Regions from separate parts of the Homo sapiens genome. Here region 1 is linked to region 2. The links are chromatin loops, found by intact Hi-C in ENCODE. Cell type or tissue: B cell. All regions are shown on one strand. Each heading gives the region's core, and the rest is flanking DNA. Links, peaks and the distances in the headings are about the cores only.

The links. A loop is a pair of places that touch in the nucleus more often than their neighbours do. Peaks named below come from ENCODE experiments on the same cell type or tissue, not always from the same donor. Only the 100,000 strongest peaks of a DNase experiment are listed, where the experiment ranks them.
Region 1: it touches region 2 in a loop (4-fold over the local background); 10 of 110 quality-filtered maps call a loop at or near these places.

Annotation. Positions count from the first base shown.
Region 1 is chr2:164,556,173-164,566,530 of GRCh38, reverse strand. All of the region lies in intron 2 of GRB14 (growth factor receptor bound protein 14), which reads left to right. Among named protein-coding and RNA genes, the nearest start is that of GRB14, 60 kb to the left of the region's middle. In B cell, for the core only: CTCF peaks have their summits at 5,931 and 6,131 (motif pointing left); no DNase peak of the experiment used is centred there.
Region 2 is chr2:164,908,521-164,918,878 of GRCh38, reverse strand. SLC38A11 (solute carrier family 38 member 11) reads left to right here. Exons shown (of 12, transcript NM_001351537.2): 8 at 2,906-2,976; 9 at 3,606-3,767; 10 at 7,131-7,243; 11 at 10,108-10,239. Among named protein-coding and RNA genes, the nearest start is that of SLC38A11, 42 kb to the left of the region's middle. RefSeq lists an enhancer at 5,419-5,935. In B cell, for the core only: CTCF peaks have their summits at 4,867 and 5,069 (motif pointing right); DNase peaks (open chromatin) are centred at 5,068 and 8,618; H3K4me3 peaks cover 505 bases; H3K27ac peaks cover 2,213 bases.

The DNA of each region.
Region 1 (10,358 bases), core at 1,496-9,495, 350 kb after region 2:
CATTGTGATTTATCGTGGTATTTTAATAATAAGCTTCTTGTCAAGTTTCTGTTATAATATTTATAAAAGTCAAAATTCCCTAGACTCAAGTCTATGCTATTTTTTTCAGTGAGTGCACATATTTTGGTGTTTATATAATTTAGCACACCATTATGTGCTTCTCCTGATATTTTAACTCTGAAAATACCCATTTGATTGTTCTGAAGATCTTAATGTCTTTTATTTTAGGAGTTGGGTATTTTCTGATTTAAAAATCATCCATCTGCCCTGGTCACACCATGATTAATTTTTTCTTCCAATATAAGAAGTTATTTCATACTTGTAATTAATTTATTTTCCATATATGCCATAATTTTAAATGATCTTATAAATCAGTACAAGCATTTCTCAGAGAATTTGGGGAGCAACTTATTTTCCCATGAAGGCAGGTGCTTTTTCCACAGGTTTGGTGTAAAGTTCACTCATCCTGAATGAGTGGCCCTTGACAAATAATTTATCAAATGGAATCCTAATCATTTAAAAGGCTGAGAGCATTCTGAAAATGCTCCGTAGCAATAGGGAGTAATTTTCTTATCAGGTAGTGTGTCTGATCCAAGTGGCTGTAAGTGTCTCTGGTAGTGCTTAGGAACTTGAATTTTAAACATGGCCCTTCATGTGGTATAGATCTATTTTGTAGCAGAGAAAGTACGCCTTGATCTTTGAGAAGAAAGGTATTTTGGTAGATTCTCTATCAAGTAAATTGGAAAGAAAATGTTCACTTCCAAATTCTATTAGGATCTGATTTCTCTGATTTAAGTGAATTAAGGTTCTGGTGAAGAACGTTCCTCATGTGCTTCAGAAACGATCACATCCTCAGCAAACATTGTGAATGAATCTTTTACCTCATCGCATTTTTCTCAGATCATCACTAGGTTGTAGCTTTTTACTTTTTCAAATGAGAAGACTGAGTCTCTTGGGTGTTGAGTGACTTATGCAAGGTCACCCAGAAGGTCAGTGGCAGAGCTAGAAATAGAATCTAGATCTTGTGACTTCCAGTATGCTTCTCCTAGATACGTGTTACCTCCTGAAATTAATATGGAAATGAAATTGCCTTATGGTGGGTATAATTGCCATTCAAGTCTGGAATTAGCTTAGGCAAATCCTTTCATCTTCCTCTGCACCTCCACCAACTCCCTTATGCTCTAGCATAGAAAACATTTTATTCAGAAAGCAATTGTAAGCAGCCAAGTGTGTGTGTGTGTGTGTGTGTGTGAGTGTGTGATAGAAAGACAGTTTATACCTGGAACTCCAGATTGGCACATTACATAAAGAAAACATTTTAAGGTCCCGGAGAGTTAACATAAGGCTCAAGTATTGTAAAGTATAAACTAAGTATAATATAAAATTCACATTCTTTTATGGAAACACTACCAGGTCAGAAGGCCTTACATCCATATCCTGATTCGGTGGGTCAGGCATATTTCATGTCTCTATCAGATTAACATTTTTTGTTTGTTTGTTTATTTGTTTGTTTTTTGAGATTGAGTCTTGCTCTGTCACCCAGGCTGGAGTGCAGTGGCGCCATCTTGGCTCACTGCAACCTCTGCCTCCTGGGTTCGAACGATTCTCCTGCCTCAGCCTCCTCAGTAGCTGGGACTACAGGCGTGTGCCACCACACCTAGCTAAATTTTTGTATTTTTACTAGAGAAGGGGTTTCACCATGTTAGCCATGATGGTCTCCATCTCCTGACCTTGTGATCTGCCCACCTCGGCCTCCCAAAGTGCTGGGATTACAGACATGAGCCACCGTGCCCAGCCAACATTGTTTTTAAGTTATGTTTGCAAACATTTTTGCATTCTTCATCCATGCTACAATTACAGGAGATGTTCATAAGCACACAAGATCCTGAAGTATCTTCTGAAATCTCAGAGAAAAAAAGGGATACTTTTAATGACATATATTTTTTTAAGATTCAAATCCTTTTGAAAATTGTAAATTCATGAGTGTAATACGGAGCAATGCCATTTATGAGAAGATCTAATTCCCCATTCATATAAGAGAATAGTTCATGTTATAATCATTTCTTTCCTCATACAATTAGACTAATTGCTATGATTTTCTAAAAGTGATTTAGTGGAGGAAAGAACACATCATCACATCACTATTTTTCCCAGAATCTTTTAAACATGCACAAAATCAGTCCAGGCTTCCTTAGCATTTGCCATGCTCCAGGGCCTGCCTGGCCCTCAGCCTGCCCAGCTTCCCTTGAAGCCTTCACTGCAGCATATCGTTTGCCTCCTTGGGCTTCAAACGGCTTTTAAAATCTGTATATCTGCACTTCTGCTCCCAGAATTGTGCTCTGCAGCCTATAGACAACACCAGGCTCATTTGCTTTCCCAAATGCTGTCTATTGCCTAAGTGTCGGCTCAGGCTGTGTTCTCATCCTAAAGCCTTCTAAGACTCTTTTGCTTCACCTTTATCTTCAAGGTGCCTTGATTTAGTATCAGTGGACCCACCTTTATTACTCATTTGTCAATTCAACCACTACAGCCCTGTAACATCAATTTTATTATTACCTTTTAAATAATATTTAAGTCATATTGCCGTCCATAGGTGTGTACAATATGACTTTCAGTTGCTCTATCTTGTTTATTTTTGTATATCTTGGACCACCATTTGGTTTCCAAAAGTTGTCTTTTGATTTTTGGTCTTACAACTAGATCTTAGTATTTTAAAGGAAGAAATCTTTAAAATGTTTTGTCATTTATGGGCAGAATGTAATTTCATGTAACCAAAAAACACAAAGGACTGTGGATTAAGGAGGAAAAGAGATTTATTTTTCTTTCACTTTACAAGGATAAGTCCAAAGCTAATGTTGCAGCCCCACAATGTCCTCAGGCAACTGAACTCCTTCTCGCTTTCTATTATTTCTTCTCTAGTGTGGGTCCTTTTTCCTTTTATGGAAAGATAAATGTAAATTTCCAGTCATCCTGTTTACAGTCTTTGCACAGAGAATGTGAAGGACCAAGAACAGGCTCGTGAGTTTTATACCAGTTAACGTGCCATTGTGGAGTAACCAGGAGTTTCTGCTTACATCTTGTTGGCCAACTCTGGATACAAGAGGAGTCAGGAAATGCGGGCCTGGAGTGTAGCACACTGCCCTCCTCACCAGAATCAGGATTCATCAGGAAGGAAGAGAGGAAGGGTGGATATTGGTGGGTAACTCGCCATCTCCTCTACAAGTGCCTTGGACATATTAGACATTTAGTAAATATTTGTCTGGGATTTTTGTTATTCTGGTGCCAGATATGAAATGTAGCTATGCTTTTTGAGCAAATAATATTCTATTACTTGTATAGGGATTGTAGGTATGGTAATAAGTGGGGAGAGAGCAGATTTCCTGTGCAGAAGAGGGTCGTGGAAGGCCATGGATGGTGGTCTTAGTTTAGATGGTGGACTTGCTTGGAAGGTGATAGTGAAGTGGTAGTGGGCATTGTTACTGCTTTTTATCCAGAGTTCTCATTCTTGCTAAACCTTGATATTTCTCCTGCCCTTTTTACTTTTGTACAGAGTAACTTAGTTGCATACTCAACCAGGAAGGGTGTCACACAGATGAATGGTATTTGCATTTTAGTGAAATGTTTCTTTTCCTGAGAAGTGAGTTTTTAGGAAGTGTGTTGTAGCAGATTATATGTATGCTTTAGAGCCAGGAAACCCAGAGTTTGAGTTCAGCTTCATCACTCTCCAGTGCCCTGGCTTTGGGAGCATTCTTTCAAAACCCTCTGAGAATCAGTTTCTCTATCTTGGGGATGATGATGCTTCCTCACAGAACAGTTGTGAGGATTCAACAGAATAAATATTTAGAAGCATTTCACACATAGTAGAAGTCTAACAAATATGAATTTCCCTTTTTCCCCACCTGTGAAATGGCATGTTTTACTAGTTTCATAAACAGTTTAAATTTCCCTGTGACTGAGAATTTAAACTTTCCGTGCCCTATTCTCCTAAAGTGGTTATCCAAAGATTTCATAGTAGAAAGTGAGTCAAACAAAAAGTGGTTTTTCTTCATAGATTTCAGCCAGGGAGAGAAAGACAATATATCTTTCAAATGCTTGCTCCCACTGCTTTCCTTTCTGTAACTTTAGAAGGTCTCTAATTTGAATTAAAAAAAATGAATCCAACTATATACGCTGATGAATATATTTTTTAAAATCTTTGGGAACGTAGATTTAAATACAAGATAGGTGGTTAATTACTCCTCCTTTCAGTGTCCTAAGGAGTATTAGACGGGGACTTCTGGGTTGTATATTTGAAAGGGATAAAAGTAGGTCTAGTATTAAGACGTTGCTTCAGTAGGCAAGTGGTGTTACTATTAATAGAACCTTAGCTGTATGATGGTGAGAACTTGTTACTTTTGATCATCATTGAACCCCAATGCCCAGCACATAGAAGGCACAAAGTTGGTATCTAATTACCAATTAGTTGGATAAAAACAATTTTTGTAAAGGCAAGATTGAGCTCTTTAGATACTGACCTGCTATTTCCTTCCTAATATTTGTCTCTGTTGCTTTTCTTTAATTTTTGCCAAGTTTCTCATCTTTTGGGATGAAAAGCTGTAATGCTCAGGCCTTTTCATTACCTTTATCTAGCTCCAACTTGCTGCAGTGGGCAATTTGGTATACCCTTCACACAGAGTATTGCCCTTCACAAAGAACAATAAAAAATAGCAGCTACAACATGTTCAGCATTGATTACACATTCACTTTAACCCTCATAAGAACCCTAAAAGCTTGGTGGCCAAACCCATTTTTGGATGAGGAAAATTGGCTTAGAGAGTTAAGTGTCTTGGCCAAAGCACCTCGCTCATAAATGACAGAGGTGGGACAGAGGTCCGGGCCTCTGCTCCACCTAGCACAGGAGGCTGTCCCTCAGAATTGCCTGGGCACATGTACTGCATAGCTACTCATCACCGTGTAGCTGCAGTAATTTGTCCTCTCACCTGTAGTCTTTTCATGGGACGAATCTCACCTTTTCTGCCAATCTGCCTTTTGCTCTCCTAGTTACTTTTCCTTGCTGTGCACTCAGTTTTGCCTCAAAGACATAGTGATTCAACCATCAGGTCAGAGTTTCTTAGAGCTCAACAGGACTGTAGGGGTCTCTTGGGACTTATTCAGAAATGCCTTATTTTGCTTTCAAAATTTTATAATAATAATTGCTAACATTAGTTGAGTGCTATCAGTTTGCCAGCATTTTGCCCATTTTACAGTATGAGGAGTCTAAAACTCATGGCTAATAATAAGTTTGGGGTCTGAGATCTGATCACAGCAGATTCCAGGATCCCCTGTCCACTGTGAACACCTGGGCTGAACCCCCATGAGTACAGTTGCTGGGCATCATGATTTTGCACACTGTACTGCATGTTCCACATTTGGCAGTGAAGGCTGATTAAAAATAGCTGGGCTAATGAACGGTCTCAGACTACTGCTTGGGGCGGTCTGTAGGGCTGGCTCTCATGGCTGTGCCCCAGAACTCTAAGCCAAATATTAAAAATAATAATCTCTTTTTTGGCAGGAAAAAAAAGAAGCAAGACTTTTGGTAATTTCAGATTCTAAACCCCTAGAAAGGATAAGGATTTTCTACCCCTGTAGGATATTAATAATGCTTGCTATTATGATAATTCTCAAAGAGGAATTCAAAATTTGTTTTGGCAAGAACAGCATTGTCAGAAAGCCTCCTAATCAGACATGCATATTTGAACGTATACATTCAGGCTTTGTTTGGGAAAATACCAGGAATTATTATTTTGCAGTTTGAAAACTGAAATTATCTTGGGTAGTTTTATCAATATTTGAAGAAAAAATTTGATATAACTGTTCGAAATCCCAGCGAAAACTCCAAGTTTGAGTTCCAGGAAAGGTTCCTGGTGAGGTGACACATATGTATATATACATATGCCCCCCCAATCCTTCTTATTAATGTTTAATATGTAGAAATCATTTATCTTAAAAATTCAAATATTTACTAATTCTGAAAAAATAGATATTAACTTTGTCACAAGCTTGTGATTGTATCAAACAGAAACCCCATAGTTTTAACAAGGTTGCAGTTTTCGAAACATGATATTTTCTCTATTTGCACAAACTGAGAAATAAAGACTCCCTCTGCTGGCTACTTCAGTATTTGCAATTATTCTGGCGAGAAGCTATGAAAAGTGAAAAAACAAAACAAAATGAAGAAAAATAGTCTTTTTTTGACACTCAAAAAGCTAGGTGCTTTGGGATATATGTATGTATACATCTAATTATGTTCTAGTGTTTATTTATCTAATACTTTTATCCAAGATGTCATGTAGAAGCAGCAGCTTAAAGCAGCCTAAATACTGGACGAACAGAATGGTAAGAATACAGCATCAGGTGGGAGCCAGAAATGGGGTTCTGTGGCTGGCTCAGCTGGTGACCATTTGGAGGTCCTTGAGCAGGTCAAGACTCCAGCTTCAGCTTTTTCATTTGTGAAATGGGAGGATTTCAGTGGATGTTCTCCAGGAACCCTTCTAACCTTTAGTATTTTATGATTCTAAACAGTATAGATTCCATTTCTTTTACAACACTGTGCTCTATGCATGTCTTTCACTGATGTAAAATAAATATTTAGAAAAATGTAAACTAGTACAACCACTATGGAAAACAGTATGGAGATTCCTTTAATAACTAAAAGTAGAACTACCATTTGACCCAGCAATCCCACTTCTGGGTATCTACCCAGAGGAAAATAAGTCATTATACGAAAAGATACTTGCACATTCATGTTTACAGCAGCACAATCCACAATGGCAAAATCGTGTAACCAACCCAAATGCCCATCAGTCAACGAGTGGGTAAACAAACTGGTATATTTATATGATGGAATACTACTCAGCCATAAAGAGGAATGCAGTAATGGCATTTGTAGCAACCTGGATGAAATTGGAGACTATTATTCTAAGTGAAGTGACTCGGGAATAAAAAATCAAACATCATATGTTCTCACTAATATGTGAGAGCTAAGCTATGAAGATGCAAAGGCATAAGAATGATACAATGGACTTCGGGGACTTGGGGGGAAAGAGGGAGCAGGCAAGGGATAAAAGACTACAAATGGTGCAGTATATGCTGCTCAGGTGACGGGTGCACCAAAATCTCACAAATCACCACTAAGGAACTTATTCATGTAACCAAATACCACCTGTACCCCAATAACTCATGGAAAAATAAAATAAAATAAGAAAAGTAAATAAATAAATATTTAGAAAAATGAAGGAAAAGTAAAATTACAAAATGGGTATACATCAGTTGTTCCCAGTGTTTGTTACTGCATGGGAATGTTAGGATCTAGAAAGTGATGTTTTGTACACTATTATAAGTTTATGAAATAATACCCCCAAATGTCCTGGGAAGGTTGAACATAGCATATTTTATTGATTGTATGGCACTTTAAGTTGTAAGAAGCATCATTATTTTATATACTTCCAATAAAACTATAACATACCATTAAGGGTAAGTTACATCCAGGTTTCAGAGAAGTTAAATGTGAAAAAAATGTGCTTTTAAAAAATCAAGGAAATAAGGTAGTTCCTAAAAGGGCTTCAATTGATGCCAGACAACTCAATAATTGCAATAAAGTCTGATGTGTCTTGGGCTCTAGCAAACAGTATCTTTCTCCACCTCACGTTTTCCCTCTCTTCTAAACACTTATTCCACCTCTGCCCTACTACTTGTTCTTCTTTCTCACTGTGTGAATCAATTTTTAACTTTTTCACTTAGACATGTCTTATGGCTGTTCTGGGAATAAACTATTGCTTAAAAACTGAAATGAGATCCTGAAATAACATTGTGTCCAACATAAGCATGGCCAGTGGTATTCTGCTTTAAATATGAATTAGCATTAGCACTTGCAGAGGTTTTCTTGTTTCAAAGATGAATTAGCCCTGGCATCTTAGCAGGAATTGCATGAGTATTAAAAACACTGAAACTTCAGAGAACACAGCTTTGATGAAATCATCGGAAACTTTAGTGTGGGATTTGTGATTTGAACCTCTTTATTATTCATATTGGATTTAGGTCTTAACATGTGTGTCTGTGTGTGTGTGTCTGTATGTGATAACTTAGGATATTTTCTAACTTAGTTGTTAATGTTTGCTTTCTTTTATAATGAAATTGGAGCAGTTTCTTTTATCTTTTTTTCTGCCACATAACAGAGCCAACTGAAAGGGCTTGAATTTCTCTTTGTCAAATTGAACCCCCACTTGAGTTGGAGTCCTTCTTTCTACCTAATAGGAAGAAAGGAGGCCCAAAGAATGAGTACTCTTCATGGCTCTTGGCCTGAGACAAGGAGAGCAGAAAAGGTAAATAATAGAGTAGGAGGATAAAGGTGAATGGAGGGGCTTTAAGGAGATGTCCTGAGCCTCTTCTTGCCTGCAGGCTTTTTTTCTCTTGGTTGGAACCCTAGATGCGGCATGCTGCTGCAGTGTCAGTGCCCCAGGCTATCTGGTGTGACAGTGCTAACTTCCCTTCTGTGCCAAGTTTAGGGCATTTCCAGTAGTGAGACCACTACTCTTTAGCCTGTTGCTGGATGGGAAATTAATGCATCATAAAACATCATCTGTGGATTTTGAATTCATATCCAGGACTCCTGGAAGCTCTCTGTGGATCCCCAGGAACACAAATTCTCTATTTCTGAATCTCTTTAGCCAGGCATGACCCTATAATTTACTGCAGAAATGTAATATCATACAAATCTATACCAGGGCTGGGTTTTTACAGAGCTGGTGTGGAGATGATCCATCTTGCGACCTTAATGATAAGAGCTATACCTCAAAGATTGTGAAAGGACAGAAAGAGCCTTGGTCAGGGGTGACTTGATGGAACTGCCTCACCAAATCCTGAGCTGCCTGCCCTGGTTTCAAATGTGAGAAGGAAGTCAACCTCAATCTGGCTAACCCATTGTAGGTAGGAATGACTTTCTGTTATTGTAGCTGAACCCTTTCCTAAGTGATTAAGTCATCATGTGGATATTTATCCTGATTCTCTTACCACTTTGTAATCATATTCATGTAAAACTGTCATTTTTATTATTAAATAACATTTAATTTTTAAGAATTATTTCTACGTTGCCAACTTTTTAAAAAGCTACCCATCACTTGTGTATCTTGAAAAGCATTTCCTATTGTGGTGGCCCCTGGCTAGTTTGCACTGATGGAAACCAGTGTACCACAGTACCGGGTGAAGGCACCCCCTCCTCAGGCTGCCTGGCACCCATGCTTACTCCCTGTCCTCATAACTTAGCCCTTCTGCTCTCCATTTAGTGTGGTCTGGTTATTCTTTCCTGAGTATTGTTCACTCCTTTCTTCCTCAGTATGTTTGCTCATGTTTGTCCCACACAGGTGTTTTCTTACCTTCTTTCCTTATTCTTTCAGAATCCCAGATATGAAATGGCTCTCAGCAGTCACCTAAGCCACCTTTGTTCAGTCCATAAGTTTCATGAAAATTTGCCTAAATTTTCTCTTTGGTTCACATGTGTCTTTTCTCCCATAGAGGTTTTCAAACTCCGTGAGGTGTCAACACTACCATTTTGGAATTCACTAATACTGTCTCATACAGGGGTGTACATGATGGTTTCTTTCATCACTGAAGGAATCGTTTTGACTGTCGCTGTGTGCCCCACATTTTGCTCACTGCTGGGGATATAAAGAGGAGAAAACAGTGGTCCCTGATGTCATACATCGTTCTTATGGTGAAGGGCAACACGTAGTAATTATAGTTGCACACTTGCATGCTTGCAACAAAGGGCCTGGACCTAAGCTGGAGGGTCTTTGGAAGCTTCCTCCCAGAAATAATGGTTTATCCTAAGATATGAGGGAGCAGAAAAAGTAGAGGGTAGGGAAACCGTGTTCTAAGCACAAGCAGTAGCATGTGCAAGGGCCCTGTGTTGAGAAGGAGCATGACTTTTTCAAGAAACAGAAAAAAATGTAGGATTGGAGTCAGAGGACAGGATTGTAGGGAATAAAGTGAAAGGGGGTACAAGGATGTGGAATAAACCTGTTTGTGTCAATCCTTGTAATTCTGATATTGGTGACAGTATCTGTTTTAAGTAATGTCTTATAACTAATTTAACATGTACTGTTCATGCTCAAGGAAAATGTGTTTTTGACTATCCCTCGCAAGTGGAGAGGATTGGAGGCTTTTCTTGCAACCTGATTTCTCAAAACTATATACTGTTTTTCTCTTAGTAAATATTTGACAGCTAGCAAAATAATACAGGATAGCAATAAGAAAGCAGTGGATATTCTTGAGCTGTTAGGGTCTTTTGGAGCAGTCTTTATTTTTAAAATGCAAAATTTTAA
Region 2 (10,358 bases), core at 1,004-9,003:
AAAATCATGCACATCTTTTAAAGTATTTAGTGTTTTTGTTGTCACTGCCACTTAAAAAAACATTTTAATTGGTCATTGTTTGTGTACATCAGCCCACTTGATGTTTTCTGTGTATTGAACTTGTATCCAGTAACCTTGCTGAATACTCTTATTTTCCATATGCATAAATTTTCCATATGTGTAATTATGTTGTGTACAAATAATTTACACAATCTTTTCAATGATTACACATCACTTATTTTATTGAATCAGCTAGGAATATCAATAATATATTCAGGATGCAGTGATATTGAACATCCTATCTGGTTTCATCCCTTAAGTAGAGTATTTCTAACTTTTCACTTTTAAATATGCCATTTGCTATAGGATTTGGTGGACATTCCTTATCCAGTAAAGGAAGTTCTATTTTATTATTAGTTTGCTCACCATGTTTTTCAAAATAAATACTGAGTTGTATGCTTTTCTATATATTTTGAAATGGTCATAAGCTTCTTTCCTTCATTAATCTGTTAATGTGGTAAATTACACCAATATCTATTAATATAACAGCTATTAATAAATATTGATTATATTAATATTTTGTTATTAAACTCCCCTTGCATTTATTGAAAAAATATTCGTAGTCATAATTCCTTATCTTATAAATTGCTTGATGGCATTTGATTTCATATTTCAGCATTTACAGTTTAAAGTCAAAAGGTCTATAACTTTATGTTTCCATCCAGGTTGAGTATCAAAGTTTCAGCAATCTCATAAAATATACCCGAGAACTTTCTTCTCTCTCTTTTTTTTTTTTCCTGTACAACTGATTGTATCTGGAACTCAATCCTAGGCTATTTTATAAATGATTGGAAAGCCATATTCAATATCTGTTTCCTTCTCTTTCCCTAGATTTAGACATATGCATTTTCCTATCTGTAACATCTTTTTTGGCACTTTCCATCTTATAAAATCATCATCATTATGATGAACAGAGAAAATCCAAAATTATCTCTAGGTATTGTTTCACACTCCGGGAATATACCCAAGGAACCATATGGACCCAGGGAAAAAATTTAAATGGAAGAGAAAAAATGAAAATGAAACTTCTACATTTTATTACTAATATAAGATTTAAAAAGTAGGACACCACCACAATCTGTACTAGGGTTGGGGAGTAAGGGTGAATATTTTCCAAGTGCAAAAACCATAAGAGGGAAAGCATACCATTTAAAGCATATTGCAAAGTTAGAGAATCCTCAAGTTTCTACAACTGTTAGTGCTGCCTGACTGAAATCATTTTCTAAGGATCATGTACAAAATATGTATTTTTTCCACATTAACATTGGAATTTAACAGGTATGCTGCTTTTAATGTCGACTGCTTTTAGAGTAGTGGAGGCAGCAGGTGGCAGTAGTTCCCACTCCCAAAACTGGGAATTGGAGCAAGTCTTATAACAATCTGTGGCCTCTCTTGCAGGCCTGCCTTTCTGTGAAGTTTCTTTGTGTCTGTAACTGCTCGTTTCATATATGGGAAAAAGGATGATATAATGCATAAATCCCACAAAGTGTGGACAACAAACAAGATTTTTTTGTATGTACCTTCTTTACATAGAGGATGAATAAACAAACTTATGAAATAGATGGGTCTTCATCTTTAGAATTTCTGTTTTTTATTGAAAATACCCAGCGCCTTTTCATGCTTCCTAGGAATATCCCTGTTCCATTCTTCATGCATTGTTTTGAGTCTTACTCAAGCCTTCCCTTCCCAGGGAAGTTGGCCATACTTTTAGACTTTTTGCTGCCTTTATTAATAATGCTGGATAATAACATTAATACTAATAACTGTTTATTGAACATGTGCTATGTGATAAACTCTCTTCCAGAAGTTTTACATATTTTATCTCATTTAATCTACACAGTCACTTAATGAGTTAGATACTACAATTATCCCCAGTTTATAAATGTTGAAATTGAAGCACAGAGAGGTCCTGTAACTTGCCTAAAATCACACAGCTAATAAGTGGAAGGAGGCCAGAAGAACAATTTAAGCTAACTGACCTTAGAGCCTCTGCTGTTCATCATTATTCATGATGTGTTAGCCAGGTAGACCTATCACTGCCAATATCAAATATTTTAATTCCACTAGGATGTAGCCTGTTTCAAGCTGTTTAAAGTGCATATATTTCCAAAATTCCCTTGAGAAATACATCTACAGTTGGGAATTTGAGGCCACTGTCAGATGGTTCTGCCTGGAAAAAACATGGGAGTGAATAAACCAGGAAGATAAATCTCAACTTCTTCACTAATTATTTGTGGAAGCTTGGCAAGTTATATCACCATCCAGAGCTTGATTTTCTTCATGTGTTAAATGGTGATAATAATACTTAAGTGTTATTTTGAAAATTAAATGAGATAACACAGTAGAGTTTCTAGAAGATAGTACATCCTCAATTAGTATTAGTTCATGTTTACCTCTCTCAATAAATTTTAGTGCTGACTAAATTTTTCTTGGGTAGGTTAAGCCTGAAAAAAATAAGAGCGGAATGAACAGCAGTAACTGGGCATTGTTAATTTTTGTATCTCCCTCAAAAGGTAGCTGAACTGGTAGGTGCATAATCAATGCTGTCTGTTAAATTGATGAGCAAATAAACAAATTCACAAAATTACATAGTCTGGATATTTTACATATGTAAAAATAGAATTTGTCCAAGTATTTGACATACATTTTAGAGGACTGGGGTTAAGAGATAACACTCATGCTCCTGGGAAATTTATTCATGATTACACAAGATTAATGGGAGCCCCTTATTAATTTCTGGCTTAAAGACACTCAGTTTATATTTGTGATACCATTTCTTGTTATCTGATATACTGATGCTTGTATTTATTTAACAATTTATCAAGTTAACTGATTTTTCTTCTAGACCAAAAACAGAAGACGCTTGGGTATTTGCAAAGCCCAATGCCATTCAAGCGGTCGGGGTTATGTCTTTTGGTGAGTATTTGGTTTCAAAGGCCCTTTCTCAATGTGGAGTTCTCTGTTCCATGAAAAAGTGCTGTGTTTCATATTTATGTCTGGATAGCAGATGTCCTAAGTTTTAGACTTCCTATTAGCAGCATATGATCTAGTTTGTGCCAATATAAAATTAGGCTCAAACTTTTCTCACTCATCACTAAAATTTGCTTCAATTTGGAGAAATCTATTTCTCATGCAGAAACTCATTACAGTCATCTTGTTTCTTAACTTGGAAGGCTAGCAAGTGTTATGGACTTCTTCAAACCCTTTATTATGTCCCAAATGGCAAAGGAAGCCACAGGATGAAAACGATGGGAAAAAGATTTCCTTCAGATGGGAAGGGTCATTAGGAAAAGGAAAATGAGAGAGAATGTTGGACTGGCCTGGTTTATATCAAGAGTAACATGAAAAGACCACATAAGCCTGATGTGAATGAATGGTCTCATTTCTAGAACTATTAGAAAAATTATTTTCTGACATATTAATAAAGTTGTATGTTTAAACTTCAGTTCATTGGCATCTAAAGTAGTATATATCTCTGAATTTCAGAACTAAAAAAGAAAACCCTGGTGCTTGATTTAATAATGCTCTTTTTTTTTGTATTGCAGCATTTATTTGCCACCATAACTCCTTCTTAGTTTACAGTTCTCTAGAAGAACCCACAGTAGCTAAGTGGTCCCGCCTTATCCATATGTCCATCGTGATTTCTGTATTTATCTGTATATTCTTTGCTACATGTGGATACTTGACATTTACTGGCTTCACCCAAGGTAAAATGAGAGATTCAGTTATAGTGTTCATGTGCATTGGTACAGGTATACCGAATGTTCTACTCATTATTGTTACAGGTATGCCCAGTGTTCTATTTCAAAGATTACTCTCTTCCACCCATTCTCTCTACCCTCCTGCCCCCCTGCTGTCTGTTTCCTAGTTTTTACCTTTTTAAACTGCTCAATTTAGTTCTGTAGCCCATACTCTCTCCTTCCACACACTGTCACTTCCTAGCACATGATTTTTGGCTTTCCTCCACTGCAGCTTCATTTTCAAAGGTACCAGTGGCCTCCCAATCTTCAGAGCAAATAGCTTCGATTTGGATTCTCCCGAATCTCTCTGAATCACTTAACAATACTGAACTTCCTTTCTTTGCTCAAATTTTCCTCCCTTAGAGGAAAGAGTATTATTATATTATCATTGTTATTCTTTCTCTCTGTTAATTTTTTTTCTGTTTTCTTTTTCTTTACCCTCTCTAATCCCCCACTCCACTCCATCCCACACCACCCAGATAACGGGCTCAAGCATATTGTTTTCTCTTCTCTCAAAAAAATTTCCCGGTACTTTCATTGTTTTAATTCTAACCCAGACCTTTCTTTTTGTCTCCAACCTGCTGCCTGTAGGACGTTTCTACTCAGTTGTTCTATATTTGTCTTAATCACAAAACATCATGTTTCCCTTAAAACCAGACCTTTTCTTCCTCCCTCCAAAGATATTTCTCTCTTTTTTTGCATTCACCCAGGCCCAGCAACTGAGCAGTCCTCTCTTCTACTTCCCTTGACCCTTACATTCAATCATCAGTGTAGTGTAGTAGTCAGGGCAGTCCAGCAGTAGGCTGTGATTTACATATTTCACAGCTCTTGCAGGTCTATTATCTCATTGACCTTCAGACAACCCTTTGAAGGGAAGTGGAATAACTAGTTTTACCCCCTGATTAAAACACAAAGAGGTGAAGTAACTTGCTCATGCTGGCTGATGACAAACCAGAAAACAAGTCTTCTGACTCTTAAGTTCAGTTTTCTTTCCATCCTCTTTCTGCCTGCCCTGTTTTGGTCAACCATGACCCTCTGAAAGTTGTCCCTTTGCCTCTAGCTCCCATTAGCTTAGTTTTCTGAAAACCTGGGTGCTCTTGGGAGGATGGCTGCCTTATTCTGAACAGAGGTTACAGATCACTATGACTTTAGGCAAATATTTCTCAAGAAATGAAGAAAGATGGCTTCAAAAAATAATGATTAACAAAATTCAAATGCAGTCAAAAATATAATACATGCCTGTGCCACTAGAGTGCAGTAACAAAGTGACCTTGAAACTTCTGATAAGAATTGTGTTCCAAAGCATTTCTATGTATCACTATTGCTACATAGTTTGCCAATGCAAATGGCCTATGGGCTCTGGTCTGTACAGGACCTTGGTTTTTAAATGCCTTTTCTGTAAGACATAACCTTTTTTGTTAGTTACATCTTCCTGGAGTTTTTATCAGTGGTAATTGCTCAGATATAATTAAATCTTTATAAAACAAAGCTGACAGGTTTTTAATGCCGTTTTCCCCCTAGCTGTAATTCTTTAAAATACAACTTAGATTCAGGCTGCAATAAGCTGACATTGTTTCTCCAGGCCACCTCTCCTTAGGTAAATCTAGTCTAATTTGTGCATACTGCATTCTTCTTTTCTAACCTCTTTCAGTAGATAAATTTCAGCTTGAGAGGCGGTGGGAACTCTAGATTCTCCTCGACATTTCTAGTGACTTTCGAAAAGACAATAGGGCTCATTTTTTTAGTGGAGGTTAGTGAACGGGGAACTTCAGTCCTTTTTTCTTAGAGTGCTGGAATCTTTTCAGTCAACCTTGAAGCAGGTTTCTGCCACCTTACTTTGTGTTTTAATCCCCTCCTGCCCAAAAGGGATGTTCTAAAGTAATGTAGATTTGTTCTAGTTGATGGGGGGAGGGGTGAGAGCCACTTAAAGTAAATCTTGGGAAGAGGCAAATTATTTAGGATATTCAGCTTTGTAATGAAAAAAACAGTACAGAGGTATTATAGCTTTTCTTCTTTTTAAATGGTGTAGTATTGAGTATTGATCTTAAAAAAATTTAATTTTCAATTAAGTTTAATTTTAAAAAGGTTACCACAATTTTAACATTTAAGCACGTTATATACAGAAAATCAGCAAGCCCAAGTACTCTGTTTCGGCATTAGTCATTGTTATATTTTTATTTTTTTTATTTCTTCCATGGACTACTGTACAGTTGTAGGTAATTGTTTTTTGATGACATGACATCTGTGCCCTAGTTAGATCCCTGTATTTCTTCATAGACAGTTGAGAAATATAGTCTCTAAATAAGAATTGTTTCAAGGTATATTTAGTCCATCATCTAGTCTGGAACTTATTAAATTTAATGTTCTTTCTGGGACATAGCCATATTTTCACAGTTTTGAATCAGTGCATTTACACTTGGGCTCATGAGGTGCCATGAAAGGTAACATATGTTTGGAATTTCTCGCTGTGGCCCCAAGGTTGGGATGAAACCCTATAGCATGATACACAGGAAATTCAGCTCCCCAGATGTACTGGTTTACTCTTCCTTTCAGGATTGTTCTTGATCTAAGAATAGCATTTCAAAAGGAAATTTGTTTATTTTTAACAGACATTTTTAAAAAATAATGAAGTCACTTACTCACCAGAAACAAAGACCAGAAACCAGTTTACAAAGCCAGTGCTGAAGAATTTAGGGAGTTGATTCTGATGTAAGAAGACAATGGATAAAGTATTTTTCAGAAGTCAGTACAAATTGGCAGCAAATCTACCAAAAACAAATAATAAGAGAAAAACTATCAGTGATGGATTTATCTTCACATGTAGCATGTACTGGTTTAAATCAGTGAATAACTACATAGTTATTGAATTCAAAAACTTTTATTTAGACCTGGTCATCTATTCTCTTAATTAAATGAAATGAAGTTTATGGAGATTCACTTATAAGTCATGTGTTGCTTAATGACAGGGAAACATTCTGAGAAATGCATTGTTAGGTGATTTCCTCATTGTGCAAACATCACAGAGTATACGTACACAAATCTAGATGGTAGCACCTATTACACACCTAGGCTATATGCTATAGCTTATTGCTCCTAGGCTATAAACCTCTACAGCATGTTTCTGTACTGAATTCTGTAGGCAACTGTAGCAGAATGGAAAGTATTTATGTATCTAAACATAGAAAAATATATAGTAAAAATACAGCATTGTAATCATATATGTGGGCCATTAGGTGATGCATAACTGTAATATCTAATATTTAATTTATTAGATAGTTATCTCAAACATTTAGTATCTAGTAAATAAACTTATTTTATATTACTATCTAGGGGACTTATTTGAAAATTACTGCAGAAATGATGACCTGGTAACATTTGGAAGATTTTGTTATGGTGTCACTGTCATTTTGACATACCCTATGGAATGCTTTGTGACAAGAGAGGTAAGCGCGGTTCCTTCCCAACGCTTTACCCAGGTGATCTCTCTGCCACATTTAATTTAGGAAGATTTATAAATAATACAGTTTGGCAAATTCCCAAGGGCATGACAAATGGTATAATTTGTAAAATTTTCTTTTTTGACTCTAAAATGTCAGAGTTTAAAGATGAATTTATATTCAGATGTTTACAAGACAATTTTTCAAAAGTTCGGTTTGAAAATTAGGTTTGGTAGATTTGGCTTATATTTCTGTGAGCACAAATATTTATACAACTGCATTCCAAAGTGACTGCCAGCCTTTTGCGACAGCCAAACTAAAGTTGTTGCTTTTAAGGCATTCTTACAAAGAAATTAAGTATCAAGGTTTAAAACATGTTTTACAAAACTGTCTTTTTGCTTAGATGTTTTATCAGTCAACATGTATTAAAGGCACTGTAGAATCTACAGATTCTAACTGGTTTTGTTATTTTTTAAAAACTAAAATATCTTATATTCCATGGAGAACCAAAATTCAACTGAAACTTTTAGTTTTACAGATACATTTTATTTATGTATTTATACATGTAGACGTGTATATTTACAACTATACATAACATAAACTAATAATATAAATAATAACAAATATATAGGATATTATTTACATATAAATATATTGTATTGTCAAAGTCAGCTCTAAATTGGGTTATATATTCCACTTGTATTTGTAGAGAAATATTATCTGAAAGAGAATTCATTCTTTTGGTGTAAAATTGGATAACATGGCCTGTCAGGAATCCCTTATGCTGTCAGCTAAAAATCCACTGTACCAGTCGGCAGTAAAACATGATCTTGCTTCACAGTGGGTCTTTCAGGGACCACACTGAAAAGGGCTCAGTCATAGGATCTGTTCCTAGAGGCTGTTTATACAGTGCACCATGTGAAAGGGTCTAATGAGATAAGTGAAATATCTACAGAGCTTTAAATACACTAAATAATCAGCAGGCTTCTTGAGGCAAGCCAGGGCTTACTTTAAGTCAGTCCCAGGGATAAGGAACTGACTGCACGGGGAAACAGAAGAGGGAAATGTTTAGCACTGTGTATGTCCTTTACAACTAGCACTTCTCTCCCTCACACATGTATAACTCACAGGCCAGTTCTCTACCTTGACTATAAAGGAGAAATAGACTGAACTAATTTTTTTTTAAATTTAAGAGCCTTTCGAAACTTTACTAGCTATTGTCAGATGCAGGACATGGTATTATTTTAGCTTCTGCTCAGTACGTAGGTTCAAATCTAATCTCTAGATCAGCAAGTAAGAACAGATGGTGCATTCTCACGTGGTTGCTAGTAAACTGCCTGCCTGCAGACGATCTGAGTCACTTCACCTGCACAACTTCTGTGTTTAGTACTTGAAACTTGAGTTTCCTTTCTAGCTGCTGTGGCAGGAAGATAGAACTGAATCAAGATCTCTGCCACAATAGCAAATACTCAGCAGAAGAATGGTGTCTATAACTTTCCCTTCTCTTACTCTTCATTCTGCACACACACACAGGTACACACACAAATGTATGACTGACAAAAATATAATCAAACTGTTTCAATTCATAAAAGCACTAAAAAGGCTGTCTACCCTTAACAAATATCTCTTACTACCTGCCTCACTAAGTGATTTTTCACTCTCACAATTATATCATAGAGGCATCTGTAAGAATGGATCTTAAATAAGATAATACTTGGAGAGACATTACAACTTATGTTATTAATATCACCATTAAATTATTAGCAAAGTCATGGCAGTATGTGACACATGGGAGATGTTGCATATCCAGGCAGCACAGCTTAGAGAGATGGCTTCTTTATGATACCTCAATATCTGACCTTCTGTTATTTCCAACTCTTTGTCTCACTGTTCTTTTGCACAGGGTCACTACTTATTCAGACTATCTTCTCTTTATCCTCCATAGGTATTGTTCCTGTTATTACCTCTTTGCTCTTTTTCACGCTCTTGTCTCAGCCTATAATTCTGCTCCAAATCCTGTGCATGTTTCAAGCCCTACCTCAAACCAAGGTAGGTCAAGCATATTTCAGGGATGCTGTAAAGGAGATTACTGTAAGGAGACGGCTCTAGATACCTAAAGCTCCTTCTAGTCCTAAATTCTCCTTGATCTTTTTTGTCCTGTTATAAATTGATCTCTACTTGCTTTTTTAAGTTTCGTTGTATGCCTCCAAAAATTAATTCCTGAGAATAGGAATCATTTCCCTGACATTTTATCTTTGCAAACCATATCATAATATGGGACACATTAAGTCAGTAATTTTTTATTGCTTTCCTGATCTGAGTAGTCATGAAAAATGGTGATGAACTCTTGCCCATTTTTGTTGAGGAAAGGCAAGATAAAATAGACTTAAATTATAACAAATAGGAATTAGTTAATGCAGAATTAATTTCCTGTTAGTAAAGGATATTACACATCCAGTATTAATAAGGGAAATGTGACAGCTACTTCTTAGAGGCCATGCAAATAATCTAAATAGCATGTTTAGTTTGTTTTAGTAGTAACCTATTGGACTCAAGAAAGAAGGATAAGATAACTTTCCAAAGTCTCTCCTGTACTTGAAAGATACATGTATTGAAACATCGGTATGCCACACTATAGGTCTGTAATATAATCCACTGACTAATAGTTCAACAAAGAATACTTGTTATTGATATGTGTGTCTGTATGTAAGTAATTTGGAAAATATAGAACATTCCTAGTGACTTAAGATTTGATTAATAGCCTTGTTGGTAGTATTTTATATATTCCTAAATACTATTGTAAAATACTCCCTCAATAAATCCTGCATGCCTTTAAAAGTCCCTCTCAAAATAATCTGTTTATTCGGCAGGTAATTGCCAATGTGTTTTTTGGTGGGAATCTTTCATCGGTTTTCCACATTGTTGTAACAGTGATGGTCATCACTGTAGCCACGCTTGTGTCATTGCTGATTGATTGCCTCGGGATAGTTCTAGAACTCAATGTGAGTACGTGCAAAGATTTACCCCTTCACTCTAAAATTCTCTTTAAAAGATAATGATTACATTTAACATAAGATGTATTTTCCTTAACAAAAGTGTCACTTTTGAAGTGGAATCAAAA